Linked DNA regions of Homo sapiens: regions 1 and 3 are each linked to region 2. A link is a contact called in ENCODE Hi-C data. All regions are on one chromosome and are shown on one strand. The core of a region is the stretch at or near the end of the contact, and the rest is flanking DNA. Distances in the headings are between cores, read along the strand shown. Region 1 has its middle 120 kb from the start of MIR4786. Region 2 holds the start of OTOS (otospiralin). Region 3 has its middle 62 kb from the start of MIR4786.

Region 1 (4,539 bases), core at 1,643-4,142, 320 kb before region 2:
GCTGACCTGGGCCCCATCTGATCACTGTCCGGCATGCTGACCTGAGCCCCATCTGATCACTGTCTGGCATGCTGACCTGAGCCCCATCTGATCACTGTCCGGCATGCTGACCTGGGCCCCATCTGATCACTGTCCGGCATGCTGACCTGAGCCCCATCTGATCACTGTCCGGCATGCTGACCTGAGCCCCATCTGATCACTGTCCGGCATGCTGACCTGAGCCCCATCTGATCACTGTCTGGCATGCTGATCTGGGCCCCATCTGATGACTGTCTGGCATGCTGACCTGAGCCCCATCTGATCATTGGCCAGCACGCTAACCTGGGCCCCATCTGATCATTGACTGGCACGCTGACCTGGACCTCATCTATCATTCACCAGCACACTGACCTGAACCCTAAATCCCTCGGGCCCTTGACCTCTCATCACATCCCTCCTGCCAGGACCCAGCCCAGAGAGCATCTGGCCATCTGATTTCTCTTTTACTCCTGGTTGGCTAAATGAAGCTAATGAAAAAGTCACATAAATGGCACCAAAGCAAAAGCATGATGTCCAGCCTTGCTGGCCCCTCCTAGCCCGAGGCCCCAGCCCTGTCCGCTCAGGGGTGCTCTGGCCTGCTGCAGCGAACATGAAAACATGGAACCTGCCTAAGGGGTGAAAGCTCCTTCTCTTCCCTTCCCGTCCTGTCCCGCCTCAGACCAAGCACCGGCCTCTGCCTCCTGTATCCAGGGCCTTTCTCTACCCACCCGGCATCTGCTGCCCACTGTTGGGTCTTGGCCTCCCTCCTACAGCTTCCCCCAGCCCTCAGGCACCTTCACAACCATCCAGGGCAGCTGGGCTCCTCGCAGGATGCCCACACTGCCCATCCAGGGCAGGCAAGCTGGGCCCCCCATGGGAAGAGCAGGGAGCTCCTGGCTTTGCCCTGGATCCTGGGAAGTGTTGCTACGATCATGGCCCACACAAAGCTCCATTGTTCCCCCAAACAGTAGCAATCAGAGTTCAGGCCAAGTTGGACGTGTAACAGAGGGCACCCATGCTGCAGAGATCTCCATAGATCCTTTCTCCGTTCCCCACCAAGCCACACTCTCGCTGTCCCTCCAACCCCACCAGTTCCTCCTCCCCATCCTTGATTCCCTTCAGGACTAACCCTGGGGGTTCTGCCCGGCTGGGCTCCTCCCCTGTGGCAGGAACCCCAGGCTCAGTCTAGGGGAGCTGCCCCTTCTCAGAGGTGGAGGCTTTTCTGGCACGTCACTCAGCGGATGCATCTGTGGGAAGGGCCAGTCCTTTGCCTCCGCCACCTTGAGACGTGGCCCTGGCTCCTCTGGAGATGACGATTCAATCAGAAAAAGTACTTCAGCTCCAGTAAGGTGCTGGGATCGGCTCAGGGGGCCCCATGGGTCCTCAAATCCCAGCGAGGGCATGCTCTGCAAGCTGATGACACACCCTGCACTGACCACAGTATCCGGCACATGGTATAAGTCATGAACCCTGGCCAAGGAGGCATCAAACAGCACAGAACACGGTGAGCAGTCAGTGCTTCCTTCCAGCACCTCCAGGAAGGACAGCCCAGGCCTCCAGAAACGTGTGTGCGGCCTTGAGATGGGAGAGCACTGAGGGGACCTCGGGGGAGGCCCGGCAGAGGACACAGCTGCCTGCAGGAAGGCCTTAAAGCTCAGAAGGTCACCCGAGAGGGGCTGTGACTTTCCCATAAGGGAACAAGTGTCCAGCGGGGTGGGTGATGCTGTCACCTCCCAGTCACAGCTCTCCAGGACATTCCAGAATTGACAACCAGTGCACCCTACAGTCTGTATCCAGCAGACATCAGCCCACCCCTGCCCAGGGCCATCGGCTGCCATAAATGGGGCCTCTGTCTTGAATATGTGGGTTCCTGGGTCACCCAGCATTGTGTAAGGAAGGTGTCTCTCAAGATGAGGAGTGGAGGGGGCACAGCTGCTTCTGTGGCTGGACTCTGGTCTTGCACACCAAGGCTCTGTTTCTTCATCTGCAAACAAGGACAATTTGCCCTGAGCCCCTTCCATGTTGGCTGGTGAAGCCACCGCCCAGGTCTGGTGGGAGTCCCCAGGGAGGGAGTGGTCCTTCAGCAGTGCCAGGCAGGGGTGCCCAGGGTCTGCAGGGGCAAAGGGGTGGAATTCAGAGTCCAAGAGACAGATGTGCTTGGAGGAGAGGGGGCCGTCTTCCAGGAACCTGGAGGGAAAGGAGGAGAGGCTCTGTCTGGGGACAGTGGCCGAGTGTCAGAGCCTCTTTTTGAACCTCAGAAACAGGTTGTTTAAAGAACTTCTCCCTCGAGTTCCACTCCAGAAAGTAGCAGCAGGAACACGATCCAATCAGCAGCAGCATCAAACCGCCTGTGTGAAGTCATCCATGCAGCCGCCCACACACGTCCTCTGCCTTATCTGGTATCTGATGATTTTTCTGGAGAGGAGCCATGTCAAAGCTGGGATGCCTGGCGCTCCTGGCCCAAGGATCGGGACAGTGCCCTCTCCCTTCCTCTCATCCCCACGCAGGTGCCCGTCCAGCTCGCACTGATCTGTGCGTATCCGTGCTGCAAGTGCTTGGGCCTTTGCTGGCACCTCCGTTCCTGTGGCCTCAGCCCCTTCTCCCCGTGCTTCGATTTGGGCACTTTGCCCTTCCTCTCAATTTAGCGGGGGTATCACCTCTCCTGGGAAGCCCCCCATGGCATTTCCAGTCCAGTTTCATGACTGCACCTTTGGAAATCTCTGTCCCCTGTGTTGAAATGACCCACATCCTTGTTTTCTAGATCATTTATGCCTTGAGAGTAGGAACTCAGGGGCTTCAGCTCTCTGCCACCAGCACTGAGCACACAGTGGGCATTTGATCCTGGCCATGACAGAAGAGGGAAAATCAGACCCACCTCCCAGGGAATCAGGAGCAGGTGGCCAAAATCAGAGAGATGGATGCTGGGAGGTCATCCAGACAAACAGCCTCAGTGTCAGGCAGGGCTTCCAAGGACAGATGGGTGGATTCTGCTGTGATCCCAAGAAAGAGGAGAGGGGGAGGAAGCAGAGGTCTGATGGCGTCACCTTAGAAAGGCCACGTGGGGGCAAGGGCGGGGCGGAGAGTTCCCAGGCAGAGATTGGAGGGAAGGCAAGACAGGGGTCATCCCAGCCAAGGCCAGGACACCGCTGGGGCCAGAGCTGCTTCGGATGAGGGCAAGGGAAGCCAAGGACAGTTGTGACACTTTGTGACCACCATCATTAACTTCAGGCGGTGACTCTGACAGCACAGACAGGCACAATAGCATGCTGTGCTCAGGAGGAAGAAAACACGCAGGGACCCAGGAAAAATAAGTGATTCCACTGTAACGCACTGGGAGGGAGCCTGCCAGCTTCTATGTGAAACAGTCCTCAGCACCACATCACCCAGCTGTCACAGGGCCAGGCTGTTATCACCCCGTGCAGAAGGGAAGGACATGGCGCCTGCTCTCAGAGCTGGTGAGCTGCAGGGCTGCTGTGTGGATCTGTGCCTTTGACACTGAAGCCCAAGTGCTTCTCCAGAGGAGTGGACACTGGGCCCAAGGAGGCAGCACGGATCTGCCCAGCCCCGGCTTTCTGCCATCCACCAGCACAGGAGTGTCTGTGGAGTAGTCCTGGAGCTCTGGCCATCTGACGCCTCCACGTCTAGAATATACCAGGTCATATTCAAACAGCAGGCTTCCCAGCCAGCTGGAGCAGATGGACCCACCGCTTTCTGCCTCCCCAACTTTCCCAAGGTCAAGAAACATCCCACACTGCTCCATTTCACCCCTCATGAACCTGCAGCCTAATGGGAGCATCAGCCCCAGGCAGGAGCAGGTAAGACCGAGGCTAAGACCACGGGACTCCAGGACAAAGAGAAGATACTGGAATTGGGCTCCTTCCTGGGCAAGGAAGGGCCCTACCTCAGGAGAACAGCTGGGGTCTAAGCTGGCAATGGGAAAGGGGGGCTCTGGCTGGAAGGCAGAGGGCTGAGAGCAGAGGCAGAAAAGCCACCATGCTGGTAGGGAAGGGGTGGCTCAGGAAGACAAGGATCCCTGCAGGTGGCAGGCCCAGGAGAGTGCAAGAGGACAGCAGTCACACGGCACAGGGAGGAGGCAGGACAACAGATCTCAGGGCTTTGGAGAGAGAGCCTGAGATGTCCCCGGATAACAGGACTCAAGGGTGCCTTAGGGGTGCCGTGCCCCTTGCACAGAGAAGACTGAAGACAACAAAGAGGGAGAGATCATCACTGGGGAACGGTTCTTAATAAACCATACGTAGGGCGTTGGGGCACCAGGGGAGAAGATAAAGCGTGGATGCAAGTTCGGCTGTCGGGGGTTGCAGGAAGGCAAGAAGGGATTTGAGGGACGGTCCCTGTCTGCTCAGAGAAGCAGGGAGCCAGGGCATCAGCTGAGAGTGAGGGGCAGGTGGGGTGCACAGAGAGGGAAACTGAGTCACTGTAGAGCATCCAGAGGCGCAGACAGGGTGTCCTGTGCAGCCAAGGGCTGCAGCCAGGATTGCGTTCCCTGTTCCCTGGGGGCCC
Region 2 (4,816 bases), core at 1,639-4,138:
CTGCGGGGTCGGCCGAGCCAGCATCCCGTCCCGCACTGTGTTCCTCCCAGTCATTTGCCACCCGCGACCCCACCTGCTCCTCAGCCGCAAACCCCCACTGCCTGTGCTGTTCGGAGCTGAGCCTGGTCTCCCTCCCCCACTGCAAGATCCCGTTGCAGTGGTCCCCACACCCGTCTCCAGGGTTCGGAACAACTTCTGAAAATTTCCAATAATGTTTTCCTTTAACAGGCCTTAGAGGAGTTGGGTTTGGGGGTTAGGCTGTAGAGAAGGGGAGTGGGGGGCGGCATGGATGAGGGTAGTTCCAGGGACAGGAATTGAGCTGAAATGTGAGGGGTGTGTGTGGCCTGAAAAGGGGCCGCCTGGCCTGAGTGGACAGTGTGGGACGCAGGGAGAAGCTGGCAGTGGATATTGGGTGAGCCTCATGCCATGCCAATGTGCATCACCCTGAAGGACCCAAGTGAAAGTCAGTCCGATGGAACAGGGGCTTGGCAGTGACTAAGAAGATTGACCCATTAAGTCAAGGTCTTTACTAGCTAAGGGGTGGAGCTGTGGGTCTCCACGGTCTGCTTGTACACCCTACAGGGATGGGGGGCTCACCACCTGTGCAGAGGCCATCCTATTGCTGGAGGCCCATCCCTGAGACACCATCGTGCTGCCTGCCCAGTCTTCCAGTGCCCCAGGTGAAGCCCCCTTCCTCCCAGCATCCTCAAAGCCTAGAGCCGTCCCTGGAAGACAGAGCCTGCCCAGGCCCCGCTGTCCCTGACCGATGACAGATACAGGTGGGGTTTCTCAGTTCCGTTTCCTGCTGCCTCCTGGGCACTGCTCCCAGGGGTGTGTCATGGTGTGGAGTCAGCCTAGCCCTGACTGTGGGTTTGTGTGCTGCCCAGCTTAGTGGCCCAGAGCGGGGGTGCCTGGACTAGAATCTAGCTACCCCCTAACCAGCTGTGTGACCTTAACAAGTCAGGCTGTGACCGCATGTCTCTGCCTCAGTTTCCTCACCCGTAATCTGGGGGAACTGCAGTGCCCCCTAGGATCATTGTGGGAAATGGATGAGTGAGAGACACAGAAAGCCAGTCCTGAGCCTGCCCAGGATATAAAATCCCTTGTTGATGCCAATGTGGATGGAAATGTTGCACATTTATGAAAGAGTTTATGAAAGTGCTCCCCAGGAATCAAAATAAAACCAGCTTCATTTGTGAAATAAAGTAAGTGGGGCCTGAGCGCAGCTGTCCTTGAAAGACAACCCACAACGCTGGTTGTGCATCTTCAGTCCGGAGTTTATTGAGCGTGAGACCAGGCCTGACTCCTGCAGGGGCCAGGTTTTTGCGGGGACTCCATGCCTGTGGAGGCCCGACCGAGTGCAGCCTGGCGGGGTGGGCGGGCACCAGGCTGGACACCATTCAGTCCTCCTGATAGGGAACGTGGAAGCCCAGCGTGCTCCCCAGGGGGAAGTGGGCAAAGAAGGTTCGGGCCATGTCCTCGATCTGGGGGTAGGCCCCCAGGGCCTGGAAGTGCTGCACATAGTTCCAGAAGTCAGAGGTGGAGAAAGGCCAGTAGGGCATGGCCGGCAGCTCCGCGTAAGGGTCTGAAAGACACAAGACACCTGCCTTGGGGGCTGTCCCCATGGTCCTGCCTGGAGACACCATCCTCAGAGGTCTCAAGGCAAGTGGATGGTTCCCAGCTCTACCTACAGTGATACAACCTTCCCAGAGTGGGGGCCTGAGCCCATCCCCTCTCAGATCCTTGGGGATATCTGGTCGGGGAGACAGAGGAAGAAGAAGAAGGGGAAGAGAGGGAGGGAAGCCCTGTCCTGTTTGAGGAAGGAGTTGTGTGGGGAGGGTGTGGGGCACCAGCAGCCACCTGCTGGGATTTCAGAACAGAGCACAGACACCCCACTCCGCTACCCCCCGTATAACCTGTCCTAAAGCTTGGGCAAGAGCAGCCCTGAAGATACTGGACTGAGCTAGGGCTCAGAGTTGGGAGGGCCTGGGGGCTGGAACCCAGGTCTGATAGTGGGAATGTCAGGGGTCATGGGGCCCTGGCTCCCCCTGCCCAGTGTGTTCCCTGGTGGCTGGAGGGCAGGGTCCCAGCTGGAAGGAGCTCATAGACCCTCTGCTTGCACAGCTCCAAGCTGGCTCTCAAGGGCCATGTTTTCCATGCTTGGGCCTGAGCTGAGCCAGGGCCCCTGATGCGTCTGCTTGGGATAAGAAGCTGCTGCTCTCCCCAGCAGTTTCTCCCCGCTGCATACCAGTTACTTATGCAAATGAAAGGAAAGAAATTGGAGAACGGTACCTCCTTCCTCCTGCACAGGCTTGGCCCCTGCAAAGGAAGAGAAGAGCTGTCACCCAGGAGGACCACCCAGGTGCCGGTTGGGCCCACCCGACACCAGCTGCAGGGCTCTAAGGTTTCCTAGCAGCCTGGGGATGCATGCGGGAGGGGAGAGAACAGGAGGGCTGTCGGGGGTCCTGGTGGCTGCCTCCCTCCAGAGCGGCCCCTCACCTGCAAGAGGCCCCAGTAGGAGGCAGAGGGCCAGCCCCGGCACCATGCAGGCCTGCATCTTCCCGGTGCTTCCTGATCTGCGACTCAGGCCCACCTGCAGCAGGATGAACCCAGGAAGGGCGAGACCACCCATCCGTCAGGGCCGGCTTCCTCTACCAGTCCCAGTGTGGGCAGCCCTGGGGAAAATGGCATGGATTTAAAAAAAAAATTCTTACTGTTTTCCTAGCAATTTCCATTTCAGTGGTTTCAAACCACTATTTGGAGGTGAAATCCCTGCCTCAATTGGCCTTAATTCCCATGACTTAAGAAATTGCACCCCCCTCCACTCTGCCTGGCCTCTCCAGAGCTTACCTTGTCTCTGCTCAGCCAGCCGTGCTGCCTGGATGGGCTCTGCTGCCAGCTCAAGAGTCCTCTTTATAGAAGGGCTGCAGATGAGGAAGGACACGTCACCTGCCTGAACAGTCAAACTGAATATTTCATCCCCACCGGAGGACTGTGGGCTCCTGTCGCCCTGCTGGCAGGCACAATCAGAGTGTCAATTTCTGGGAATCTGATCCAAAGTTCAAACTGAGAGAAAAACATCTTGGCTCGGCCATTTCTGAAATTGTTAGGACTGAATTCAGCATTGGTACTTGAAACAAACCCAGTTTACTCTCCGCAAGGAGCGATCCTACGTCCAATACCGGGGCTGGCTGAGATTTCCTCCCTCGTGAGGAGGAGCTGAATAATTCCAGCGCTGCTTCCACTTAAACCAGCAGGCAGGAGGAGCCCCCGTCAGCGGGACCTGCCTGCAGGACGTCCACTGAGCAGAGCCCCAGCAGAAAGTGTGGGGTCAAGATGGACTTCCATCTCCAGGTGGGAGCTTCCCTGCGATCCAAAGTGTCAGTCTGTAGGTGGGCAGGAGGCTGTCCCCACCCTGGGACACCAGCAGCCAGCACCAAGGGTCTCTGTGGGCAGGGCCATTCTGACTACACAGCTGCCCCACTGACCACATCGGTTCCTATGCTGACCTGTCTTTCCAGTACATAGAGCCTCCTCCTGGTCCTGCTCCTTGGGGTCCCGCCACCCCACTGAATCAGGGGCCGAATTTGCTGTGGCGGTCTCCCCTGTCATTCCTGGTCACCCTGGGGGCTGTTTAAGGACTCTGGGAAGCTCCTCACCCATGTGTCCCATGGTTCTGGAGTTCATCACAGTCTGCTCACATGTCCCCATCCAAATGATTAAGGGCTCATTTTTCCCCACACAATGCCATACATTTAACCAAAGATACCCAGAGAGGTGGTTAATTTAATTCAGATGGTAAGGCAGCCATCCACGGATTAGATTTTGGGTTTCCTTTTCAGAAATCTGGAGCCTGTGGCTACAGGAGGCAATGGATTCTTTCAGGGCAGTTGTATTCGGGGTCACCAAGAGCACCCAGGTCAATGATTCACTAGGAAGATGCCCTAGGAGGACTCGTGGGACTCAGCATCCTCTCGAGGACCCCACGGGATGCTCTCCATTCCCCAGCACCACGTTGTGGTGACACCTGTGGAATCTCCCCATGAGGGGAGCCCTTCAGAACCTCAGAGCCCAGGGCTGGTCGTGCAGCCCCCTCTGACTCGTGCATGTGCAGATCTCCGACCCCCAGGAGGAAGCAGGTGCTTAGCACAACCATTTGTTGGCACATAGAGCTTAGGGGCAGTGGCCCCTCTGAAATCCAGGTGCCGAGGTGAGGACCCAGGCCTGCTCGTCGCCCTTCCCTGCACAGCTCAGAAGATTTCTGGTTCCTCACCTGCCCCCTGAGCTGGGAATTTAAGCTCTGCGCTCGTCATTGTCTTTTCGCAGATTCGGCAGCACACTTTCCAGTTACCAACCAAGCCCACGGTCCTTATTTCCGTGGCTTCAGCTGCTTGGTCACCCAAAGTCCTGCTCTCTATAGCTCTGTTTTGCACTGGGTGGGTGACAGTGCCCTCTTTTCCATGGGAAATGGAACCAGTCTTCGATCTAGTCAAGCCAGAGATCCAATTCCAGATTCCACCCTGAGCATTCCCATCCCTGGGCCCCTCTCGAGCACCAATACTGTGTCCAGCTGGGTTGGGGAGAGTGTGGCCAGACACGGAGTGAGCTTGCTACAGGAATGGGCCTTCTGCGACTGTGGGAGGTGGTGAAGAAGGGAGGGCCTGGGAGGGCGAGCCGGGAAACAGTCTGGGAGGCCCTGTCTGAAAATGCACAGCCCAGCATCGGCGGTGGGCCTAGGACCTCCGTGTCTAGCAGGGAAGGTGGGAGCTAGATGCAGAGGGGAGGAGGGTGAGGGTGGGCCGGGCCCTGCCGCAGC
Region 3 (4,543 bases), core at 682-3,181, 260 kb before region 2:
TGAAACCCCATCTCTACTAAAAAATACAAAAATTAGCCGGGCGTGGTGGCAGGTGCCTGTAGTCCCAGCTACTCGGGAGGCTGAGGCAGGAGAATGGCGTGAACCTGGGAGGCAAAGGTTGCCGTGAGCCAAGATCGTGCCACTGCACTGCACTCCAGCCTGGGCGACAGAGCAAGACTCCGTCTCAAAAAAAAAAAAAAAAAAAAAAAAAAAGTCAGACAAGATTGAAAACTTAATTTAGGAGTATGTGCCTGCCTGAAACAATAGCTGAGTCTTGGCCAATCCCAGTGGCCACACTTCATAGACTGCTGAGTGTTCAAACTGTGTTCAAATAATGCAAACAACGAGCTACAACCAGTCCAGCCGTTCTGCACCTCACTACAAATTTCTGTACGTCATTTCCCTTTTTTTATCTATAAATCTTCCACCATGTGGCTGCGCGGGAGTCTGTGAATCTGCTGTGATTCTGGGGGCTGCCCGATCCGCAAATTGTTCATTGCTCAATTAAACTCTTTTAAATTTAATTTGGCTGAAGTTTTTCTTTTATTACAGGCCACAGCGCAGCTTCCTCCAGGCTGCAGGAGCACAGGTCTCTGACCCTGAGTCCCTCCTTTCCCCTGTCTCTCACCCCTCAAATCAGATGTGAAGGGCTCAGGCGATTTCAATCAGCACCCAAATAGTTGCCCTCTTGGTGAACTCGAAGCCAGCTGATTAGTGACTTTAATTACATTTGTGAAAAATCTTCACTGCCATGTCATGTATCACACAGGGTCTGCCACATCCCAGGGGAGGAAATAATCCAAGGCAGGTACAACAGGGGGTGGAAATCCTTGGGCCACTTTAGAATTCTGCGTACCATAAATGTGTAAAAAGATGAAACTTTCTACAAGAGAAAGGAAGGTCACTCTGAGCTGCATTTTTGTTCAGGAACAGAGAACTCATTGAAACCCACAGGCAGAGCTTGTGCAAAGGGAGAGAGCAGAGAGAACGGCCAATCAGTGGAAAGTTACTCTTCCTGCTTGGAGGAGATATTTTCCTCTATTTTAAAGGCAGCTGTGATGTGATAAACACAAGAGAAGAGCAGCCCCACCCCCCCACCCCATGCACTGATTTCCAGGAGTGGGGCCATGAGCTGGGGGCCCCTGCTGCTCCTGCACCCCTCACCTGTGGTCCCCTGGGGGTTAGGTGACCTGCTGGGTCAGACACCAGCTCTCAGGGAGCCGCAACTCCTGGCATAGGTGCAATGTCTTGGAGTGACAGCAGATTTTTTCAGGCCTAGCTCTGAACTCTCCAAACACAAATCCTCCTAGAAGTCAGCACCCCTCAGTGCCTCACCCTGGAGCTTTGCCACATCACCATTTATTAAGAGAGGGATGCATCTGCCCTGCACACCCTGATGGGACAATTTCCACCCCACCAGCAAGGGGACATCAGTGTGTCCCCCCAGGGCCCTACTGGAGCACCCACCAAGAGGCCCCAAGTGCCCCTGGGGAGAGGGACCTTCAGGAACTCGTCACCTCTCACTGTGCCCCTCTGCTACTCACCGGTCACTCCCCAGAGCCCATCACAGTGACCCAGCACTCCTGAAATGTGAGTTCAATGCTTCAAACTTTCTGCAATACTGACTCTTCAGGCGGATGGTTCATGGTCCCTGAATTCATGATCAGTTATTAAAAATAATAAAATACTTCATCTGTAGGGTGCTTGTGGCTCCCAAAGTGTTTCCTAAGGGTGTACTACCCGAAATCAAAACAAGAAGGGCCCAAATCGTGGGCTCTAATGCTTCCCCAGTGCCCACCCCCCAGCATTCCAACCAGACACAGAAGCCACCAGAAGCATGATCTTAACAAGCAGCATGCCAGCAGGGTTCCCCTAGCTCACAGAGCCCTGCAACCCCAGAACCTGCTTGGAGACCCAGAGGGCAGCCCAGACGCCACCTCCAGCTTTCCCACCTCCATCTGGGCCGCCCTCCCAGCAATCTCGAGTCCTGGGGATCAGGGACCATCTTATTCCTCTTTGCAGGCCCAGGACCTGCCTGTGCCCAGCACAGTACATCTTTGTGGGATAAATGACAGGAGTAATGCATTCACTCTCAAAGCCTGAAGATTATCGAAACAGCCAGGGTCGGGAAGAGAAAAAGGTGAGCACGCAACGCATGGAGGGAGGGAAGCCAGGGCTGAGGGACACCTGGCGTGGACCCTGGGGAACCCGGCCTCCCTCCTGCCCACTGCCCTGCCCCACCAGGGCCTTGCACTTGAGGGTCCGGGGTCTCTCAAGCCCTGTGACCCTGTGCGGGAGCACTCTGTTCCTGTCTTCAATCTTTTTGTGTTTTTAATGCATATCTCTCTCATTCAGTCTCTTGTTTTCTTTTCCCCTAAACCCAGTGGTACAAAAACCAAGGGGGGTGAGATTGTATCTCTGTTTGTTTTGATGGATTGAACATTTTCTTTCCTTGTTCTACATTTTTCAGATTTCTGGGGATTGTTTTCCACCTCTTGATGTTATCTGGGCTCTGGCCAACAGCAACACACACTCTGCCGGTGCCTGAGGGCGGAGTGCGGAAGCAGGGGGCTCAACTTTTGGCTAAATTTAGCTTCTCTTGGGCAGATTTATCTCCATTAATCATAACCAAGCGGAGTTGCTGGAAACTGTGCTTCCCTCGATCCAGCCGCCTGCGTGAATAAGTACTTCCATCCCAGAGAGGATTTCCTGGAGCGAATGCCAATAGTCTCCCTAAACAGCCAGGCAAGCCACAGCAAACAAACAAAAACAACCAAAAACAAAAGGAGCAGCAGCAGCTGGCACAGAGGCGGGTGCTCAGCCTTGTTTTATCCGCAGGTCCCGCACCAAGCAAGTGGAGAAACACACGAGGCTCCCTCAGGCTGGATCCCTGTGTCCCAAGACAGCCAGAGAAGGGGACGGGGACACTGCCCAGCTGTGGGCACCTGCACTTGGAGGTCACCCCACCACCGCCTGGGAAAGCCTCGAAGCCTCATAGCACAGGGGTGGCCAGAGTACTCCCTGAACTGCGAGTCTGGTTAGTTCTTGGTGGTGGGCACAGGTGAGTGACATCTACCTTCCGCACTTGTCTCTGTGTGTGAGATACTTGGTTATTGGAAAAAAATGAAATCTGTGAGTCTTTGGATCCCTGTTTGGCCCAGGAACAGGCCACCCTCTTCTTTACTGAGTCAATGCTAAAGTCACTGTTGACCCAAAGCATAGGGATGAGCGGGAGACGTTTCAGACTCCAACAGGTGCTCCATCTGGTGGCGACTTCAGGAACATCTTCCAAGTCAAGGTGGCAGGTGTGCACCTGTGGGCTCCTTCTTGAAGGCCCGTCCTGCAGGCACCCATCCAGGAAGGAAGGCTGAGGAACTGCAGGGAGCTGAGGGCTGGGCATGACCACAGACCATGATGGTTTTTCTGGGTGCATCATTCAACCACTATTTCCGAGAGCCTGCCCTGGTCCAGGCACTATGTGCTGGCAATCCAAAGAGGGGCTGTGGGCTGGGGTCTGAGTGTCAGACAGCAGCTGAGTAGAAGGTTTTAATCAGCGTTTTCCAGCACGTGAACTGTAAGACTTGCAGGCAGAGAGCTTCCTGTCTCCTGAAGGATTGAAACAAGAGCTTGGGGTCAATTGGAAGAGGGTGGGAGGTGGCTCTGCTATCCTGGGAGCCCACAATATCCAGTCTGGACCACTGGGTCCTCTGAGGTCCAGGAAAGATGGCATCGAGCCAAGCTCTGTTTCTCATACTCTATGGAGGACCACTGGATGAGCAGATTGTGACAAGGGCTGGCAGGAGGCCCACTAAGTGCTGGTGGGACTGGGGGAGGTCAACTCTGCCCTCAGGCTGGGGCCTTATCTGAGGAGCAGGTGCTGCTGGTGATGCCTGGAGCCCACCAACATACCTGGTACCCGGGATCAACGTCCTCTCACCTGAGTCACTCTGAGGTGCACGTCCCTGTGCTGAGCCTCAGTATCCTCAGCTGCAGAAGGGGCAGATAGACAAGAAGAACTCTAGGGCCCTCCTCCCCAGCTCTGTGACTCCATGAGTAACACACATGTATGACAGACGCATGACAGGCCTGACACTGCTGCCCCCTCCATATGGCACACAAACCTACCTCTCGGGCATCCCAGGGCTTCCTGGCAATGCCCTTCCGTGTGCAGCCAGGAACAAAGAGGCTCAGGACCTGGGTGGGACAGAGCCCAGGGGACAAGCAGATGCTCGGTGCTCCATGGATTGTGGGGCCAGCAAGGTGTGGCAACCGACAGAGGGGCTCCTGCCACTGTGTCTGTTCCCTGATAGTCCAGTTCCTCCCTGGTCAGCAGCCCTGGATCGGGGGCATCTGAAGTAGGATGGACACCCAGTACCCGGTCACATTTACTGTCCAATTTGCCAGGGCAAGCTGTTTGCCTGGGAGTCCATCCCTGCTTTGGGAGCCTCCCCAGAGCTGGACACACAGCCCCAACCCAGGACCCCAACCCCACTGAGGGTGGCAGCCACACAGAGGACCAGGCAGGTTCACAGCAGCACATGCT

What was found. Hi-C counts contacts between places; a loop is a spot of excess contacts on that map. Pooled maps may share reads with other maps.
Region 1: a loop to region 2 is called in a map of PC-3, with 13 times the contacts of the local background. The contact joins the enhancer-like site here to the promoter of OTOS in region 2. A Hi-C loop is called at or near these places in 3 of 168 maps with a recorded cell type or tissue (HCT116, HepG2 and PC-3), 1 of 37 single-sample maps with no recorded cell type and 7 of 50 pooled maps.
Region 3: a loop to region 2 is called in a map of CD8-positive, alpha-beta T cell, with 12 times the contacts of the local background. The contact joins the enhancer-like site here to the promoter of OTOS in region 2. A Hi-C loop is called at or near these places in 1 of 168 maps with a recorded cell type or tissue (CD8-positive, alpha-beta T cell), 1 of 37 single-sample maps with no recorded cell type and 6 of 50 pooled maps.

The regions. Positions count from the first base shown.
Region 1 is chr2:239,817,904-239,822,442 of GRCh38, forward strand. No RefSeq gene overlaps it. Among named protein-coding and RNA genes, the nearest start is that of MIR4786, 120 kb to the right of the region's middle. RefSeq lists enhancers at 102-688, 1,406-1,906. Within about 2 kb of position 2,893, at least 2 of the 41 ENCODE cell types and tissues checked have a DNase peak (open chromatin) inside an H3K27ac peak, as active enhancers do.
Region 2 is chr2:240,137,770-240,142,585 of GRCh38, forward strand. It overlaps OTOS (otospiralin), which reads right to left and starts at 2,889. Exons shown (of 4, transcript NM_148961.4): 1 at 2,851-2,889; 2 at 2,500-2,675; 3 at 2,293-2,319; 4 at 1,257-1,585. The coding sequence starts at 2,557. The coding sequence ends at 1,401. RefSeq lists enhancers at 1,559-2,283, 2,284-3,007.
Region 3 is chr2:239,879,185-239,883,727 of GRCh38, forward strand. No RefSeq gene overlaps it. Among named protein-coding and RNA genes, the nearest start is that of MIR4786, 62 kb to the right of the region's middle. Within about 2 kb of position 1,932, at least 8 of the 41 ENCODE cell types and tissues checked have a DNase peak (open chromatin) inside an H3K27ac peak, as active enhancers do.